Linked DNA regions of Homo sapiens: region 2 is linked to region 1. Evidence: read pairs that join two places in POLR2A ChIA-PET (ENCODE). Cell type or tissue: PC-9. All regions are shown on one strand. Links, peaks and the distances in the headings refer to the core of each region. The heading gives the core; the rest is flanking DNA. Region 1 has its middle 53 kb from the start of MAOA. Region 2 overlaps MAOA (monoamine oxidase A).

Region 1 (9,777 bases), core at 2,591-5,090:
GAATTCACCTAACCAAATTGCTCATCTGACAAGGTATTAATAGTCAGAATATATAAGGAGCTCAAAAAACTCTATAGGAAAAAAATCTAATAATCTGATTAAAAAATGGGTGAAAGCCAGGCACAGTGGCTCATGACTGTAATCTCAGCATTTTGGGAGGCTGAGGTAGGTGGATCACTTGAGTTAAGAAGTTCAAGACCATTCTGGACAACATGGTGAAACCTCATCTCTACTAAATATACAAAAATTAGCTGGTTGTGGTGGTGGACGCCTGTAATCCCAGCTACTCAGGAAGCTGAGGCATGAGAATCTCTTGAGCCTGGGAGGCGGAGGTTGCAGTGAGCCAAGATCGTGCCACTGCACTCCAGCCTGGGCAACAGAGAGATACTGTCCCAAAAAAAAAAAAAAAAAAAAAAAAAAGAAAGAAAGAAAAAGAAAAAAGGTGAAAGATTTGAATAGACATTTCTCAAAAGAAGACATACATATGTCAAACAGGCACACGAAAAGCCGCTCAACATCATTGATCATCAGATAAATGCAAATCAAAACTACAATGAGATATCATCTCACCCCAGTTAAAATGGCTTTTATACAAAAGACAGGTGATAACAAATGCTGGTAAGGATGTGGAAAAAGGGAACCCTCTCACACCATTGGTGAGAATGTAAATTAGTATAACTATTATGGAGAATTGTTTAGAGGTTCCTCAAACAACTAAAAATAGAGCTACTGTATGATCCAGCAATCTCACTGCTGGGTATATAACTAAAAGAAAGGAAATCAGTATATCAAAGAGATATCTGCACTCCCATGTTTGTTGCAGCTCTGTTCACAATAGCCAAACTTTGGAAGCAACCAAAGTGTCTAACAACAAATGAATGGATAAAGAAAATGTGGTACATATACACAATGAAGTACTATTCAGCCGTAAAAAAAGAATGAGATCCTGTGACTTGCAACTACATGGATGGAACTGGGGGTCGTTATGCTAAGTGAAATAAACCACATACAGAAAGACAAACTTTGCATGTTTTCACTTATTTGTGGCATCTAAAAATCAAAACAATTGAACTCATGGAGATAGAGAGTAGAAGGATGAGAACCAGAGGTTGGGAAATACAGTGGTGGATGGTGGGGAGGGAGGTGGGATGGTTAATGGGTACAAAAAAATAGGTAGAAAGAATAATAAGTTCTAGCATTTGATAGCACAACAGGGTGACTATAGAAACTAATAATTTAGTTGTACATTTAAAAAGAACTGTAAGAGTATAATTGGATTGTTTGTAACAACAAGGATGAATGCTTGCAGGGATGCATACCCCATTTTACATGATGTGATTATTATGCATTGCATTCCTGTATCAAAACATCTCGTGTCTTACAAATATAAACACCTACTATGTACTTACAAAAATTAAAATAAAAAATTATAAATAAAAATAAAATTAAAATAAAAAAGTAAATTTGACAGTTCTGTGTTTAGAGAGTTTTAAGTTATTGAAATCAATTTTTATTATATTTTCCTATAATTATTTACATGCATTTTTACTTGCTAATTTGGCCTATCCCTTAGCAAGTCATAGATTTGAAACAACAAGATAGATACTAAAAAATCAATAGTAAGTGAGCATTGCATAATCTTGGTAAAATACTGACCCAAAAATATCACATACAGAAAGACACTTTCTAATCTAAAACTACTAATTCTGTTGGAGCTCAACAATGTAGATTTCATTTCATCTTCTTCATTTTCCACATCCTCTATATTTTAAAATCCTTAAACATGCATAAAAGACTCATTACAATATGAAATCTCCATTTGAAAGTTAGAAAAGCAACTCTATATGACACATTTTTTACCCAGAAATCCTTGAACCATTATCTAAATACCACAGTTGTCATTGCTTTTATGGAATGTTTCCTAAATACAGAACAATTATTTTTTATTTAAAAATTTTTAAATGATATATAATAGTTATGTTTATTTTTCAAAATTTTTATTGGTATTTAATAGTTCTGATATTTCTTTAAAAACATACAATAAAAGAAGAATAATCCAAGAATTAAGCCTAATTCTGAAACTGGAGGGCCTTGGCCCTTCTCAGTGGTTTGTAAGTTATAGTAAGGCAGTACTACATACACTTATACACAGTCCTAATAATGACACACTTCACATAGGGTTAGGTATCTTGGTATATCAGGATGTGAGTTAGTCACTTCTGAAAACTTTCTAGGAAAGCCTAATTACAGACAAACACTTCTTTGTTTCGATTTCAGGATTCCCAGCCTTGCCAAATTCTCATGTTAGTCCAGGACCCATGGAAACTCACCTTCCTCTTCTGAGAATGTCTTATTCACTGCCACGTTTACTCTATGATACTTTTAGGCAGGGAGAGAGAGTAGAACGACGTTTACATACTTTATTATACTCCAAAACACTAATGCTTTCCACCTAACCTGCACACGATTCCATTGGGATACAAGTCTGTAATAACAGTGATAATATTTCACTTAGAACTTCTGAATAGAAATAACTAATTTTAGATTATCGATCATCCACTATCAGCATATTAATTATCTATTGCTGCATAACAAATTACCCTAAAACTTAGCAGCTTAAAACAGCAAACATTTATTATTTTCTAGTTTATGTGGATCAGGAATCTGAATGCAGCTTACCTGGGTGCCTCTGGCTCAGAGTCTCTCATGAGCCTCAATCAAGGTGTCAGCTGTGGCCACAGTCATCTCAAGGCTCTACTGGAGGAAGAGCCAATTCCAAATTCACACATGTGGTTGCTGTCAGGACTCAGTTCCTTGTGAGCTGTTAGATTGAGGGCCTCAGTTCCTTGCTGGCTGTTGACTGGAGGCCATTCTCAGTTCCTGTCATATGGGCCTCTCCATATGACAGCTTATAACATGGCAGCTGGCTTCATAAGAGCAAACAAGCAAGAAGAGCCTGAGAGAGAGTATAAGGTGGAAGACATATTTTTTTTGCTCTTATTTCTGAGATTTCTTCATCTCTGTTTTCCAAATCTTCTGTTGGTTTTTGAAATTTTTGCTATCATGTTTTTCACTTCTAATAACTTTTTTTGATTGTTATTTTCTAAGTGGTTTTTCCATTGTAGTACCCTAGTCTTGTTTCACAGATGCAATATTTTCTCTTAACTCCCTGGGGATGTTAATAATTAAAATATTTGTATCCATTATGGTTCAACTAGAGAGACAGAGCCACAAGGATGTGTGTGTGTGTGTGTGTGTGTGTGTGTGTGTGTGTGTGTGTATGTCTGTGTTTCTTTGTATCTGATGTTAGAATGTTAAGTCCACAGAGCAGTGTGTCATGAGAAAAGATAACTGTAAAGTGGGGAAGGGAAAATGCAGTCTGGGATCTCATAAGGAGAGACTGAAATCCATGTCAGTTCTGACCTTAATGGTGTGAGTGTTCTGCTTCATCATGGAGGTAAACACACATATAGGAATTGGAAAAGCTGAAGGAGGATCCAGGGAAGGTAGAGAAGTTGCTGGTTCAGCCACTACTTCACATCAACACATGAGTCAGCAGATTAGCAACAACTTGTGTGAGCTACAAAATGGCTACTGTTTCCTGTCTAAGCTCCAAATCTTCCCAGAATCTCCCTTGCGGCTGATGGCAACAGGAAACATACAATAAAGAGAATTCTGGGAAATGTAGTTCAGTGTAGCTAAGTCGACACATTATAAAGCCACCACAATTACCAAACTACTTTTTTTTTTTTTTTGAGATGGAGTCTCACTCTGTCACCCAGGCTGGAGTGCCGTGGCACAGTCTCTGCTCACTGCAAGCTCTACCTCCTGGGTTCATGCCATTCTCCTGCCTCAGCCTCCCGAGTAGCTGGGACTACAGGCGCCAGCCACCAAGCCCAGGTAATTTTTTTTTGTATTTTTAGTAGAAACGGGGTTTCACAGTGTTCACCAGGATGGTCTCGATCTCCTGACCTCGTGGTCCACCTGCCTCGGCCTCCCAAAGTGCTGGAATTACAGGCGTGAGCCACCATGCCTGGCACCAAACTACTTTTTAGATTGCTATAGATTGCTCATACCATACATTTAAAAATGCATTTCATAGAGATTGATTCATTCAACATGTATTGAATCTGAGAACTAAAAATAAGATCCTATACCTCCCAACCACTGAATGGACTGGCCAAGGGGACCCCAGAGAAATTTTAAAAATTGAGTTCCCAGTCATGATGTGACAAGAGGTTGGACACAGTTTGTTATATTCCCTCCCTTTTGTGGTTTAGACACAACAATTAACCAACAATAGTGTTAAATAGAGATCATAAGATTGATAGAACGGGGTCTTTGTGACAATAAGATACCAAATTATAAACATGCCAGGCAAGGGTTAAGTCACGCACCACCACACTTAAAGAATAAACTATGTTCTATCTGCCACAACATTTTTCTTTTTCACTAGTAGCTAAACAAGCACTGGCCTTGAGATACACAATTTTTTTTTTTTTTTGAGACTGAGTCTCACTCTATCGCCCAGGCTGGAGTGCAGTGGTGCAATCTCAGCTCACTGCAACCTCCACCTCCCGGGTTCAAGCGATTCTCTTGCCTCAGCCCCGCCAAGTAGCTGGGATTACAGGTTCACACCACCACACCTGGCTAGGTTTTGTATTTTTGGTAGAGACAGGGTTTCATCATGTTGGCCAGGTTGGTCTTGAACTTCTGACCTCAGGCGATCTGCCTGCCTTAGCCTCCCAAAGTGTTTCAATTACAGGCGTGAGTCACCGCACATGGCCTGAGATAAACAATTTTTAAACATTTGTGGCTCATCCACCGCCAGGCACTGACTAACTAACCTCTTATACCAAAAGCCATGAAGGAGAATGATTTCAGTAACTTTCTTCTGATGAGAGACCACCAATCATAGACTGGTTCTCGTTTGTTTACAGAGGCTGCACACCTGATTGCCTCCATGTCCCTGCTTTAGCTTTTGATGTATAGGGCCTAATAGTAATTCATTTAAATGTTAAGTCTCTACCCTAACATGAACTTGGGTTGTATGTCACATACATGTTTGTTGAATACCCATGTGTCAGGATCCCCTTTGTGAATATTCATAGCTCCTGCTATAACCTGTTAAATATATATACTTGGCCAACCTGTTCAACGTAAGTTCCTCTTCCACCCTCCCCTCCCTCAAAGTGCCTATTTCTGGTCTCTACTGAAGGCCATACTTCCCAGCCTGTGGAATGGCCGCCCTGCAGACTATAAACCTTTATACAAAACAAAGTCTCTTTTCTAAATTTATAAATTTGTGATTTTTAAGTTGACAAGTCTCAATAGATAAGAGGTTTTAAGAAATTCACAGTTCCATCAATAGAGAGCAAGAGTGCAGATGGAGTCCCAGAGGTCTACATTCTCTAGTTACAATCATCTACTCCCCAGTCTCCATGTCATCACTGGCAGGAATGAAAAGGGAGACCAGATCTCTGTGTGTTTCTGGCAAGACTTCCATCTCTCCACTCATTACAGCTTTACTACCACTGTTTGCCTTGAGGGAATCAAGAATAATCTCACCATGATCTTTGGGAGTATACATTAATTCAGCCATTGTGGAAAGCAGTATGGTGATTCCTCAAAATGCTAAAAGCAGAACTATCATTTAACCTACCAATCCCGTTACTGGGTATATACTCAGAGGAATATAAATCATTTTACCATAAAGACACAGGCATGTGAATGTTCATTGCAGCACAATTCACAATAGCAAAGGCATGGAATCAATCTAAATGCCCATCAATGACAGATTGGATAAAGAAAATGTGGTACATATACACCATGGAGTACTATGCAGCCATAAAAAGAAATGAGATCATGTCCTTTAAACGGAGCTGGAGGCTGTTATCCTCAGCAAACTAATGCAGGAAGAGAAAACCAAATGCTGCATATTCTCACTTATAAGTGGGAACTAAGTGATGAGAATTTATGAACACAAAGAAGGAAACAGCAGACACTGGTCTATTTGAGGGTGGAGAGTGGGAGGAGGGAGAGGAACAGAAAAGATAACTATTATGTACTGGGCTTAATACCTGGGTGATGAAATAATTCATACAACAAACCCCCTTGACATGAGTTTACCTGTGTAATAAAGCTTCACATGTACCCCTAACCTAAAATAAACACTTTTAAAAAGTCTCACCATGATCTTTGTCCCTGTTTATGGCAGTACCCATAAGAAACCCATCATTTCTTTTCTATTCTCCCAGAAACTAATCCCCAAGTAATTCTCTGAGCAGTGACAACCCCTATCTCAAGTTCCATCCTTCTTCCTTGCTCTGTTTTTTCTCTATAGCACTTACAACTTTCTGACACAATGTTTGCTTTACTAAATTCTTTGTTTGTTTGATTTTATCCATTAAAATGTAATCTTTAAGTGGGCAGGGAATTTTTCTGTTATGATCACTGTTATAGCTCCAGAGGAAACTGCCCCACACATAATACATATTCAATAAACATTTGTAGACTAAAGGTAAGTTATCTACTCATTTCAATGATGCAATTTATGGTACCTGTTTGCTAATAAGTCATGGTTTTATTGAACTGAGCAAAAGATGGAATGAATAAAAGATATTCAGATGCTGTATTTATCCATGGGTTTAGATGTCATGAATGTTCTGGAAACAGTCTGCTTTTTCATGTTTTTTTAAAAGAATCCACAGAAACAACCCCAGGGAACTACTTTATCTTACTTTTTTTATTGTTTTGAGACGGAGTTTTGCCCTTGTTGCCCAGGCTGGAGTGCAAAGGCGGGGTCTTGGCTCACTGACGCCTCTGCCTCCCGGGTTCAAGCGATTCTCCTGCCTCAGCCTCCCGAGTAGCTGGGATGACAGGTGCATATCACCACACCCGGCTAATTTTTGTATTTTTAGTAGGGACAGGGTTTCTCCATGTTGGCCAGGATGGTCTCGAACTCCTGACCTCAGGTGATCCACTTGCCTCAACCTCTCAAAGTACTGGGATTACAGGCGTGAGCCACTGCACCTGGCCTTATCTTACTTTCTGTAAGAAATAATTTCTGGAGACTATAGAAGGATGTTTATGTTACTCCTTGGTGTTTTGACAGAGCACATCAGTCCTCTACTGATTCTGGTTTTCTTAAAATTGTGAAGACTATTTCTAAAATATTTGAACCTGAAAATATTATAATGGTTTTTCAGCTGTACTCATCATTTCTTTACCCTAACTGCTTGAAGGTTTATTAATAAGCTAAGGCAATAAACTCTGGGTACCAATTCATCTCAGAAGTGTAGTTTAATATCCTCTTCTCAAAAGCAGTTGTTCTGTGTTGCCTGTATGTGTTTCCAAGTCCAGGATTATTTAGCCCAGATAAAAGTAAGAACCAACTGAGAAAGGGTTTGTAAGGTTCACCAGGCTTTTCTGCAAAACCAGACAGCCAGCTGTTCCTTATTGTGCTAGAAACAATGCTATATGCTCACCAAATCCCATTTCATTTTCCACTGTCTGGATAAATAGGAAAGTTACAGTCTCCAAATTCACTTGCTTTGAAATTTCAGCCATGTAACTGGATTCTAGGTAATGGGTTGTGTGTGGTGGAAGTGGGTGAAGGCCATGTTTTCCGAATGGTATATATTCAAGATGGTGGAGCTTCCAAGACTTGGGTGACTGATTGTGTAGCACAGTCCCCCATTGACTGTGCTGATCATATGTGAGTCAGAAATAATTTGTTGTCATGTTAAACCACTGAGATTTTAGGTTTTATTTGTTACTGTTTCCTGACTAATCCAGCCACCATTGGTAGGAACCTGTGACTGAACTGAAAAACTCAAAACTTAGGTCGATTAAAAATATATTCTGGTTCCTAGGTAAACATTTCAGAAAAAGCTACTTCACTCCACAATGTGGGAAGTTTGTTACAAAATCAGGAGTTTTCTGGAGTCCCTTCCTTCTTTCTTAGGAGCCATCATTTGCTAATCTATGAACATAGTCAAAAGGCTTGGTCTTTTCTGCATATGTTCTCTCCAGAAAAATTATCTTATGTCTTGGTTCTTTCTTCTGCCTCGGGCTTAACTGTGGGAAGCTTTCCAGGACTGGAAATCACCTCTGTGCTCTCAGAGATCTGGTCCAGTTAGTCAGCAGATGTACTCTCCTTTCTCCTTAGGCAAGGAATGGGGGATAGAATACAACAGACCTATTTGCTCTGGATACTCTGCCTCTACACCCTGTTCCTACAGGGATAAAGCATTTTTAGAAAAGAGGTATAGAGAGGGAGATACAAATTAAAGTTCTAGCTGCATTAGACTTTGCTTTCCATCTCCCAAGGGATGCTCCCAAAGACATAGGTCTTCCCTTGGAGAAGGCCAATCTCTCCCAGCTTCCCTTAACTCCTAATTGGCCTTTTCACCCTCAGGTTGGGCCTCTTCTTCCCAAGAACGATTTCTTTCAAATCTCTCAGTCTGAATACTCTTTCTTCTCTGTCAGGAAAACCACACGCTACCCCAGAAGGAAAGATCTATCTGGTTCTGTGTTAGGCACAGAGATATACCCGCTAGATTCTCCTTCAAGGAAGGATTTATTACCCAGCTGTGAGAAGTATAGTCAGCAGGCAGTTTCCGGCTGTCAGTCCTTCAGAATCTGCCTCATCTGCAGAGAGCAGCCCTGTTGGAGGTTGAGTCCTTCCAGGGTAGCAAGCATTCAATGACTGAGTGAGGCAGAGGTATAAAGGCCCTGTTATTTTGGCCTAATGGGAGACAACTCTAATGGGCAATGTTCTCTTCAGAGATCTCCACTGAATTGAACTAGGATGTATTGAACCTACACCGTAGCTCACCTGCTCCCTCTGCTCTCACTTCCTAACACGTTGACCCCTAATAAACATCTTGCACCCCAAATTCTATCACAGCATCTGCTTCCAGAGAACTCAACCTGCAAGAGGCTCTCTGGATCCTGTTTGGTTCCTGAAGTCATTACTAGAGGTCTCCTGTATTTTCTGGGTAGACTTTGTTTGTCACTGGTTGTTCAGAGGCAGAGGTGGGGGTAAGGGGTTTGTGGAGATTTCCTATTGTCCAAGCAAACTGACAGCCATGTAGCTCCATTATCCAGTGACATAATCACCTCTTTTAAATGCTAATCCATTCCTTTTAGAGATTATATAACCCAACTGCATATTAGGAAAAACATATTTCCTCAATAAGAGAAGAGCTGTCTCTGCTTTTGGAAACATTGTGAAATGTCTTTTGTTGTATTATTTGAGGATAATAATATAATTCATATTTCTGCCATAATTCAATAATTCAACTCTGCTATAGAAAAGAAAATTAAATGGAATAGAAGAAAGTCATAAGAAGTGTTAACAATAAATAGTAAGCTAGAAGCTTATAAAATACAGACAAAATTTATAGAATGTGTTAAGTGTAAGTAATAAATAAGCATGTAGTTTGTGATACAGGCAGAATATATAAAAGTGTTTAAATGTAAATAGTAAATTAGTAACCTATAAGATATGTTAAAAGATAGAATAAATGAAATATGCAATAGAATAGAGTGTTATTATGGCTAGAAAGTGATGGACAGGCCAAGACCAAGTCATGATTATGCTACCTTTGGACTGACAGTTGTGTAGCCCCTAAATTGGTCATCCATTGGTGACATCCAGTAGAGTACAATACTGGACTCATATGTGCTCTTCCCAAAAAAACAAATAAATCTCATAGCTCTTCAGCAGAAGTATCAATAAGCTACATCTGTGTTCAGGTGTGCTGGTCCCTG
Region 2 (9,777 bases), core at 3,936-6,435, 140 kb before region 1:
AAGGTAAAGAGCAGTAGAAAAATGCAGCTCTTAGGATAGGCAAAACTTTGGAAGATTTATGTCCTCACACCAGGGTCCAGCAACTTAGGTTTGAATTTATGATAAGGTTAATGATATAATAAACTTGGGTTGGCTGGTTTCCCTGGCAATTGTTAATTCCCCTTAAATAAAAATATGTTGATACATTGTAAAAAGAAGTATTTTACAGTTGAAACCTTTGGAAAGGGCTTTTAAAAATCTGAGTTTTTAAAAGGGGAAAACAAGAGGTGGGCACCCTTGTGGGCCGACATTACTCCTAAGATAGAGAACTTAGTTTTCATATATAAAATGACTCAATTTCATGTCTTTTATAAAACTTAACAACTAAAGCAAGTGAGCTTGCTTTAAGGAAATTAGAGCCCTAATTTCTTTTCTGTTTGATAGTCTCAACAAATAACAGTCAAATTTATCATATGTATTTCAGTACTTAAGAGAAATTGGCATGCTTTGCTAATATTTATGCAGAGGTAACCATGTTGAAGACATATGTAAGTTGAGAGGTATGTCTAATTTTATGGTCATAGGAAAAATTAAAAGAAAACTGCTGCTTTCCTGAAGTTGAAATAGAATGTTACAACTGACAAGGATCCATTGGTGTCTAGCTGCCTTCCAGGGGGAAGAGAAGATGCCAGTCGTAGTTGGTCTCCCACAGAGCTAAGCAGGGAGTCCTCCTGGGGGACAGTCCTGCCACTATTTTCCTCTGCTCAACTGGAAAGCTGCACATAAGTCACAGCAAGTCAGTTTCAACATTCTAACTCAGTTAAACACTCTCCTCCATAAGAAGTGAAAGAGGAAAAATACAAATAAGCTAGCACTGAGACTAGATGTCTAGAGAAGTCGGAGGGACTACAAGTGGTCAGGAGATTCCTGAGGCAGCAGACCACAAGATGTCCCCATTCTGGTCTGAGGGTCTGCATGCCGCTACCCCCAACACTGCTTTCCTTTACTATTTCCTGATCCAAAGTGGAGGCTGCTTCCTCCAGGAGGCTGTGAGCCTCTAGGCTCTGTAATGACAGTTCACCATTGCCTAAGGGAAGAAAAAGGACAGTTACAGGCTGGGCCTTCACCTACTCCACCTCCACAGACAGAAAGTCAAATGCTTTGTTTCTGAAATCATCATGTATTTTGCATTGAAGGGAATAAAAACAGGACACAGAAATTGTTTCTGATGAGCACATCACGTTTAACTTTGTGAATTTCAGAAAGTGATCACAAGGCTTTATTCTATCAATTAACATGAGTTGATCTACACTGACAAATAAGATGGAGCTTGATCTTACTGAAATTAATTAGGTGATTCTTTGAATTGTTTTTACTTTAACAATGATTGGAATTAAGCCAAAGGTAGTTAAATCCAGTACACTTAAACATGGCCCAATGACACAGCCTTTAAACTTGTCAATATTTTCCTCTTGGTGGTATTGAAAACCAGTGAGCAGAGAGCATAAGAACAGAACTTCAAGACCGTGGCAGGAGCTTGTATTTGTACAGCACAAACCCCAGGGCAGTTACTGATGTGGAAAATCCAATGATCTTCAGCAGGCCAGAAACAGAGGGCAGGTTCCTTTCCCAGAAGGTGTGGGTGATTTCTACCGCTGGAACGTCCTAGATGAAGGAACACAGATCATGAGCAAAAAACTCATGCTGACAAGGAGGAACAAAACACTGCAAGATCCATGCATGGAGACCCCTGGGATAGTTGCATCTATAATTAAATCGGAGGCTAGAAGAAGGGAGATGTGAGTTTTATGTTCCATGATTGGTCTAAGGAGAGATAGTGCCCAGAGTCACCAAACTTACCTTTGATTCAGGTTCTTGTACCCAGATATCTTTCTCGGTCACCTTCCCGAGACCATTTAAGACCTGAAAGAAAGTCACCATGGTATTATGAAAAGAGGCTGTATAGTTTCTACAGATTCAAGGCCCTGCTAGCCACAGATGAGCCCCATGAGTGAGGGGCAGAGAAATGGACATACAGATTCTATCAGTGTCAAGAACTAGCAAGACCAGATGCCAAAAACGTTGCCGTGACTCGGGAGGGAGAGAGCCTGGGCTTTCCTGCTTACCTCCCTAGCTGCTCGTTCTCCAGCCTCAACTGCCCCTTCCATGTAGCCGCTCCACTTTGTGGCAGTCTCTGTGCCCGCAAAGAAAATCCTGCCCACGGGTTGACGAATCACCCTTCAAGGGAACCAAGAGGTTACACAGAGTTACTTGGGAAGGTGGGCAGGGTAAATGAGCCAATCACTGCCCTCATTTAGTCTGCAGAAGGCACAGAAATTCAGACTGTTTAAAAAACACCCGTATGACTTAGCCCAAGGTGAAAGGCCACTTTTTGCTTTCTGGATCTGCATAGAGGATCTGAACTTTCAAGTCAGGGAGAATCAGGCCATCAGATCATCAATCATTAAAGGGGATGTTGATCTTTTCCAAGCCAGCCAGAGCTGGAATATAAGAACATGTATTCAATCCCCAAATCAGATTTCTTTGCTGTTTCCTGTTGGCAGTCCATTCTTCTCCCTGTCCTGTCTTTCTCGGGGGAAGGTGCACTCTTCTTGAAAACAGCCACAGATCCAGCTTTGCAGGCACTCCCAGTGTGTCAGGAGGAACTGCAGTGGCAGGTGGGAAGACAGGGACGTCAACTATCATTTCTGGCAAAGGAGAGACCTGAGACATTATATGGGTGTGTCTCTTTAAGAAAACAACCTCTGTACAGTTAGCTTCTCTGAACTTCTCTGGGGACTGGCTGAGAGCAAGGAAATGGGTCTCCTCTTACAAAGAAGGGCTGGACTGAATGGACAGCTGTCCCCTCCAACTTTTTGGCTTTGACTCCTGCCATGTCCACAGCTAGTTTCATGAACTCTCCCAAGCTGCATGTCCTGCCCCCCACCCTGATGGCCTTCATCTCAACCCGTTGGCACTCCTTTTTCCAATTCCAGAACCCTGGGTTTCATCTATTCCTCATCTTAGTCTTGTCTTCTAGACTTCTACTTTGATACCAGAACTAATCCAGTTCATCAATCCTGCTATTGTTAACAAAGGCGATCTGACTCAATTAAGAAGAAAAAAAAACAGACTAAAAACTCCTGTAACGAAAAGGTTAATAAATACTTCCTCCTTTTCAGTGGACAAATGTGACCTTGTATTAACTTTCTAGCTCTGTTTCTCTGGAAACCAGATGAAGGTGTAATGCCATCTATGGAGGCAACACCATTTATGCTAAAAGTGCCTCCCCTCCCATCCCCACATTAGTGAACTGCATCCAGGCTGGGAGGACTCTAAATGAATTGTAAATACCTGGTAGGAGGCTATCACTTTGGGCTTCCCTGAGTGTGGTGTCTCTTGTAACTGAGCAAGTCTTATAACTGAGCAAGGTACCGGACACTATGCCTATGAAGCATAGAGATAATGGCTCCCATGGAGCAAGGGGCTTCTAGGTCAAGGTGGACCCACCCCACGTGGATGTCATTTCCTCACATCTCAACTGTATACAGTGAGGACTCTTCCCCTGAAGAGGACTGTCTGCTGATGCTGCTCTGTTGGCAAGACAGAAGTGTTGGATAAACACATCCAATGTCCTTCTGTGTTGACTGGTGCCAAGGAGCCTAAGGCAGTCATGTGAGACTAAATGTCAAGTTGAGCTCACGAAGTCCCCTTGGAGGACACTGTAGCTTGCTTCATTCTCACAAGCACTGTTCACATCTGAAATCCTCCCCACTGTTCTGCTATTGTTCTGTATGCTGACAGCTATTGTTCTATGTAATGACATCCTTATTTTTCTATGGACATCCAGAAATATACAAGTATTATCTAGGACATAAGAAATGGGGATTTTGACAACTATTTCTAGAATTTGCATTGAACTCTGCTTTTCCTTTTAAATTTGGCACAGGTCTTGGATTAATTGGCGTAGTGCTTGCGTAATACCTTCCATATTGAGTCATGATCCCAGGAGGGAAGTAGGCCGTGTAGCAGCCCCCAGAGTACTGCTCCTCACACCAGTTCTTCTCTTCATAATGCACTGGCTGCAGTTCAGTGGGGAAGAAAATACAAAAGAGAAAACAAAGCTGAAATGCTGCGAGTCAATAATATCGTTGCTTTAACAAAAAGTTTACATTAAGAAAATAAAGAAAATCCTGTTTTTCTAACTCACTTAAGGGGAAACATGATAGTACCAAGCAATGGCCTTTTGTGAAGTACCATGTGGCAAAACATGTATACTTTGCTCTTCCCATTTTCTTGATTAGGGAAGACATGAAGTATTCCAGTATCTGGGAGAGAGGGGTATCCATCCATCCATGCAGATTCTGAAGTCTTTAGAGCTAAGTCTATAGGAAACCCCATCAACAATTCAGCTTGTGGAAAGGTCTGCTCAAATCTCTGGAGTCCCTAATAACAGACTTTACTTCCCCATCTATCAGGCATTATTGCTAAGGAAAGGGTGGGAGGGAGGAGGCAGAAGACAAACAAATGTCTAAGAAAGGCTTTTTTCCCAGCCACTTTTCTAAGCTGGAAACATGTATGATGGGAATTCCACGAAAAAGCGGCAATTAAGATGAAAACTATTTCCTAGGGGACATGAGAGAACCTTCTCTAATTTCCCTGGCACATTCAGAAAGTTTATTATTTGAACAGTTTAGAGACAAGCCCCTGAAAGAGCGCTCAGCCATTCTATTTTTTTTTTCAAAAAGACGTAATTTCATTCTCCTAATTGCTTTCAGTGGTGGATTGAAAGCACTGATATTCCTAAATGAGTTGTGAATTGAGTTCACACATGGAAAAACAAATTAGTATGACTTTGACCTGGGAAGAGACTCTAGATTCAGTCTATCTTGTCAAGTACATACTACTTTGCCTTCACCAACAAATGATAACATATCTGGAATTTAATTGTGCAGCAGGTAAGTGACACTGACTGGGGGCAGGACTTCTGTTCTAGGAACCCAACTCACCCATTCTTGACATAATCCCTGCAGCTCTAGGCTCTCATTACAATTGGCTGCCAGTTATCTAGTGAACATTTAAACAGCCCAAAGAAGTTGCTGTGTCAGAAATTCCATGCGCCTAATACCAGCTTTTAATGACCTTTTGTGACTGCTGAAGTTTATCCTCCAAGTTAAGCATATCGCTTTATACTCTCTTCATAAGACTGTCAAAAAATCAGAATATGCTTTGCTTTACTACTTATAGTGAACAGAGAAGAACCTGCTAGGGATTAAAGCTGGGAGTTTCTTACATGTAAAGCTTCTTGGGATCCCAGCACTTTGGCATAGAGCTCACAGATTTTCTTCTTCCTATAAAACAGAGCCAAAAAAAAAAAAAAATAAAGTTAGGGAAGGAGTAACTGATGGGTATAGAATAAATACAGTGAGTTCTAGAGCTCTTGGTATCAACCAGATTTATTACAGATAAATTAAAATCCATGGCCTTCTGTAACTGCACAAATGAACATTTCCATGAATCCCCGCACTCAAATTAACTTTCAATGCCTCAGTAGTCATTTAATTTGAGGATTCAATGGAATTATTCTTTTCTTTTTTTACATTTTTGCCTCTTTCACTACCTAATATGATATCTTCTCGAGATAAAAATGGGAAAAATGAATTCAATTAAGTTTAGCCAGTCTTAGGAACTGATTCTATATAACTTTTCTGGAATACGTAGAGTTCTAAAATGATCCCTTTTATAAGTCTATAGTATAAGTGATGGTGTCTTTTAACTATCCTATACTTGTGTTTTAATTACCTACAAACATATAAAGCTCATTTCATCTTTTAAGCATAACATAAGATATGCTATACAGAAAGTATCTACAGTCATTTCAGTCTAGGAATTTGTCACTTGATAGAATGGTCTGTGGACCACAGTATTTCAAAGTGTATCTGAGGGATGGGCAAAATATGCTAATGTTACCTCAAACACAGCCTTTGGTTATTCTCATAATTCATTATCTAAATGACTAGCCCAGAACATGGTATTTTCATGTCTGAAAAAGTTAGTGGTTGTACTTATATAAACTCTTTTTGAAACGAAATACATTTTAAACTCACAACTACTCATGGTGAATTTTTTTAAAAGTCTAATTTACTAAAATCACCTGTTTTAGAAATTAATGGTTTTATTTCTGGATTTGTTTGCATAGGTTCACACTGATCCAGTTATATACTTTTCCTATTTACCTTTTATAGTTTTAATATAGTTTAAACATTTGAAAATGCTCTAAAATATTTGTTAAGGGATAACAAGCAACTGGAAAAATATTTGCTTAAAAATGTGGCAAAAGGTTTGAGTCAAATCTGTAAGACAAGTATTAAAAGCTGAAGAGACAAAATTATGCAGGGCGGGGGGAGCTCAAGCTTACTGGTAATAAAGAAATAGAGATTTAGAAATATACAATTTTATGTTGCCAATTACATTAGAAAATATTTTAAAGACATGCCCCCAATTTCTCTGAATAACATGGGACAAAGTGTAACCTTATAAATTTATCTAAATCCTCACACTTAAACCATTTTTATAACTTCCAGAACATTCACCTCATATGTATAAAATCAGGAGGAGGAGGCAGATTATAAACTTTGCTTATTGTTACCATTTTCCATGGAAGGTTTAAGGGAGAGACAAATGCCACTCCTGAGATGATGTCATGCAACATTAGATGGATATTTAGGTGGATAGTTAAATTTCAGGATAGTCAGAGGAAGTTTGGCTTCCTTCAAAGAGCTGCTCACATTATACATAAAAAGTCATAAAGGAAAAGAAGAATGGGAAGAAGTCTCAAGACTACTGTCTGTCTGTCTGTCTCTCTCAGCCTGATTCAAGCCCCTCATTTCAGAGATGAGGAAACCGAGGCTCAGGGAGCTGCAGAGATCTGTTTGATTTTGCTCAGCTAATTAATAGCAGGGTAAGGCTATTACCCTTCTGAGTAATCTGCCCATAGTAGGTACTCAATAAATATTTGTTCAGTCAAAACCCATCCTCAGCCTACTCTTTGCCTAGTCTATGAAGAGATGACTGATTCTAACACCTACTTCACAAGGGTGTTACAAGCAATAATTCAGACATTTCAAGTTAATTAGAAAATGAAAGTATCGGCAATGATTATTCTAAAAAAGCTCAACAGTACTTAACTTATTACTGTTATTATTATTTCTGAGATAGGGTCTCACTCTGTCACCCAAGCTGGAATGCAGTGGCACGATTATGGCTCACTGCAGCCTTAACCTCCCTGGACTCAGGTGATCCTCTCGCCTCAGCCTCCCAAGTTGCTGGGACTACAGATACATGTCACCAGGCCTGGCTAATTTTTTTATTTTTTTGTGGAGACGGTTTCTCTATGTTGCCCAAGCTGGTCTTCAACCTCTGCACTCAAGCAGTCTGCCTGCCTCAGCCTCCCAAAGTGTTGGGATTACAGGTGTGAGCCAATGCGCCAGGCCTGCTTAACTTACTTTCTGGATGTGTAATAAAATTTTTATTAAAGCAGAGTGAAACCTGAAATCCAATCAACCCACATTGTAGTTAGTTTTCATTCATGAATGTTAAAAACAATTATAATAGTTACAAGTCATTATTTACTGTATTTCATATTATTAGAAGAGCCAAGGATGTGTTCACACAAACATAGGAAATTATCTTTCCCTTTCCCTTCTTCCCTTTAAAATTAAAAATTTTTGGAAAAGATATGTAAGGCAAGGATGTTAAAACAATGCACTGATTGATTAATTTGGCTCTAAAAATAACAGAACCTAAGTGATGAATAAAAGAGGCCACTGTGCAAATCATCTCGTTGAACTTATTCACTGGTTTCTAAATCTGGTTGCTTATCATAATCACCTGAAAAGCTTGTTGAAAAATACAAATACACAGGCCCCACCTCAAACCTACTCAATCACAATCTATAGGTCTTATAAAAACATATTTTCCAAACATCTTTTGGGATATTTTGATGCAGTCAGATCTGGGAACCACTGTTTTTGTCAATGACATATTTAGTAAGGGTTTTGCCTTACAAGAACTTTTGAGAAGTTCAGCCACTGTGTGGAATCATAACCAAATGTCTACCTACAGGCTGGTATTTATTTTACTATTAATAAGGAGGGAAAGCAGGAAATCCAAAAGAAAATGTCAGCTTAGTGTGGTGTAATGAAAAAGTATGCGCTATATGCTACTCCAGACTTTTTGTCACAAGCTAGCTGCGATGATTTGAATGTATGTGTCCCTCCAAAATTTAAATGTTGGAACTTAACCTCCAAGGTGATGGTATTTTGAGGTGGGGTCTCTGCGGAAATGATGAAATCAGGAAGATTCTGCTCTCATGAATAGATTAGTGCCCTTATAAATGGGCTGGAGGGAACTAGCTAGGCCCTTTCTGCCCTTCTGCCTTCCTCCAAGTGAGGATACCACCTTCATCACTTTTTGTCCTTCCTCCTTCTGCCTTTTCTGCCATGTGAGGGCACCATGAGAAAGTGCTACCTACGGAACAGGTTCTCACCAAACACTGAATTGAATCTGTTGGCATCATAATCTTGGACTTCCCAGCCTCTAGAACTGTGAGAAATAAATTTCTATTCTTCATAAATTACCCAGTTTCAGGCACTTTGTTACAGTATCACAAATGCACTAAGACACTAGCTATGGAGGCTTGAACAAATCATTCCCCATCACTGGACCCCAAATCCCTCCTCCATTGAGTGAGTAGAGTTTATTTTTAACAACCATGAGATTCCACAATCTCATGGTTGTTTGAATCCCATGATTGTTGAGATTCAACCATTTACCACTTACAGTGAACAGAGAAGAACCTGCTAATTGAAACTGGGAGTTTCTTCCATGTAAAGCTTACCTGCAAACCATGAGATTCAAATAAACAAATCCGTGTGCACATGTAGGAACTCATTCTGCAGCCTTTCCCCCACTTCTAAAGTCATCAGAGTAACTCCCAAAGCAACGGCTGCTAATGGGTTAGCTGTTTAATTTTTTAAATTACATTCAGAGAAAAGTCTATATTTTTGTGTATGTATTGGACCTCTTTAAAAGCTAGCAGAGGATTTAGGGCTACCCAGAGGCAACCCTCCAACAGCCAAATAACTCTGATGTTAAAAGGCTTACCTCTTCAGGTAAGACTTTAATTGAACAAAGGATTCCAAAACAAAACAAAACAAATATACCATGACAGGAAGAGAAAGGGAGAAAGAAAGAAAAAAAAAAAAACCACTGTCCTAAAATAAATTTTATACTAGGAAGCTTTCAGATAAGGGAACATCAGAACTGTGTCCCAGATAAGCAGTAGTGAATATTTTCATGTACAAAAGTTGCTACAGGTTAAAATATACTTTTTAGAAAGTCCATGTCAGAGAATCTTAGAAAAAGATTATGGCCTTGAAAGAGGATTGGGATTCGGTTTCTACAGCATTTTTCACAGCTAATATTTTCTATGATTTTTATCCATCCATCTCTCAGGGAAATCCTACCTCTTAACTACTGTAAAATAAACACGAACATGTAAAATTAATATATGCACACGGGCAAGGGCTAGGTCAAGAGGGCTGTAGCAAAATACAAAAGGTTGGTTTGTTGGAATTTTGAGAATATTTGTGAAGTACTGTGTTTTTCCTCATGTTATTCTACTACTGTCAGTGCAAAAACAAAATACAAAGCTAACTTTTTCATCTATTTTTCAGTTATAAATTCTTACCTTATTTCCTTATGTAGCTTAGCAAGTCGATCAGCTTTCCGGGCAAG

Evidence for each region. Peaks named below come from ENCODE experiments on the same cell type or tissue, not always from the same donor. Only the 100,000 strongest peaks of a DNase experiment are listed, where the experiment ranks them.
Region 2: POLR2A ChIA-PET joins it to region 1 with 7 read pairs; 2 of 35 experiments call an interaction of 5 or more read pairs at or near these places.

Annotation. Positions count from the first base shown.
Region 1 is chrX:43,598,038-43,607,814 of GRCh38, reverse strand. No RefSeq gene overlaps it. Among named protein-coding and RNA genes, the nearest start is that of MAOA, 53 kb to the left of the region's middle. In PC-9, for the core only: no CTCF peak of the experiment used is centred there; a DNase peak (open chromatin) is centred at 3,614; H3K27ac peaks cover 485 bases.
Region 2 is chrX:43,736,234-43,746,010 of GRCh38, reverse strand. MAOA (monoamine oxidase A) reads right to left here. Exons shown (of 15, transcript NM_000240.4): 10 at 9,731-9,777; 11 at 5,273-5,330; 12 at 3,964-4,061; 13 at 2,106-2,217; 14 at 1,840-1,902; 15 at 1-1,644. The coding sequence ends at 1,498. Among named protein-coding and RNA genes, the nearest start is that of MAOA, 85 kb to the right of the region's middle. In PC-9, for the core only: no CTCF peak of the experiment used is centred there; no DNase peak of the experiment used is centred there.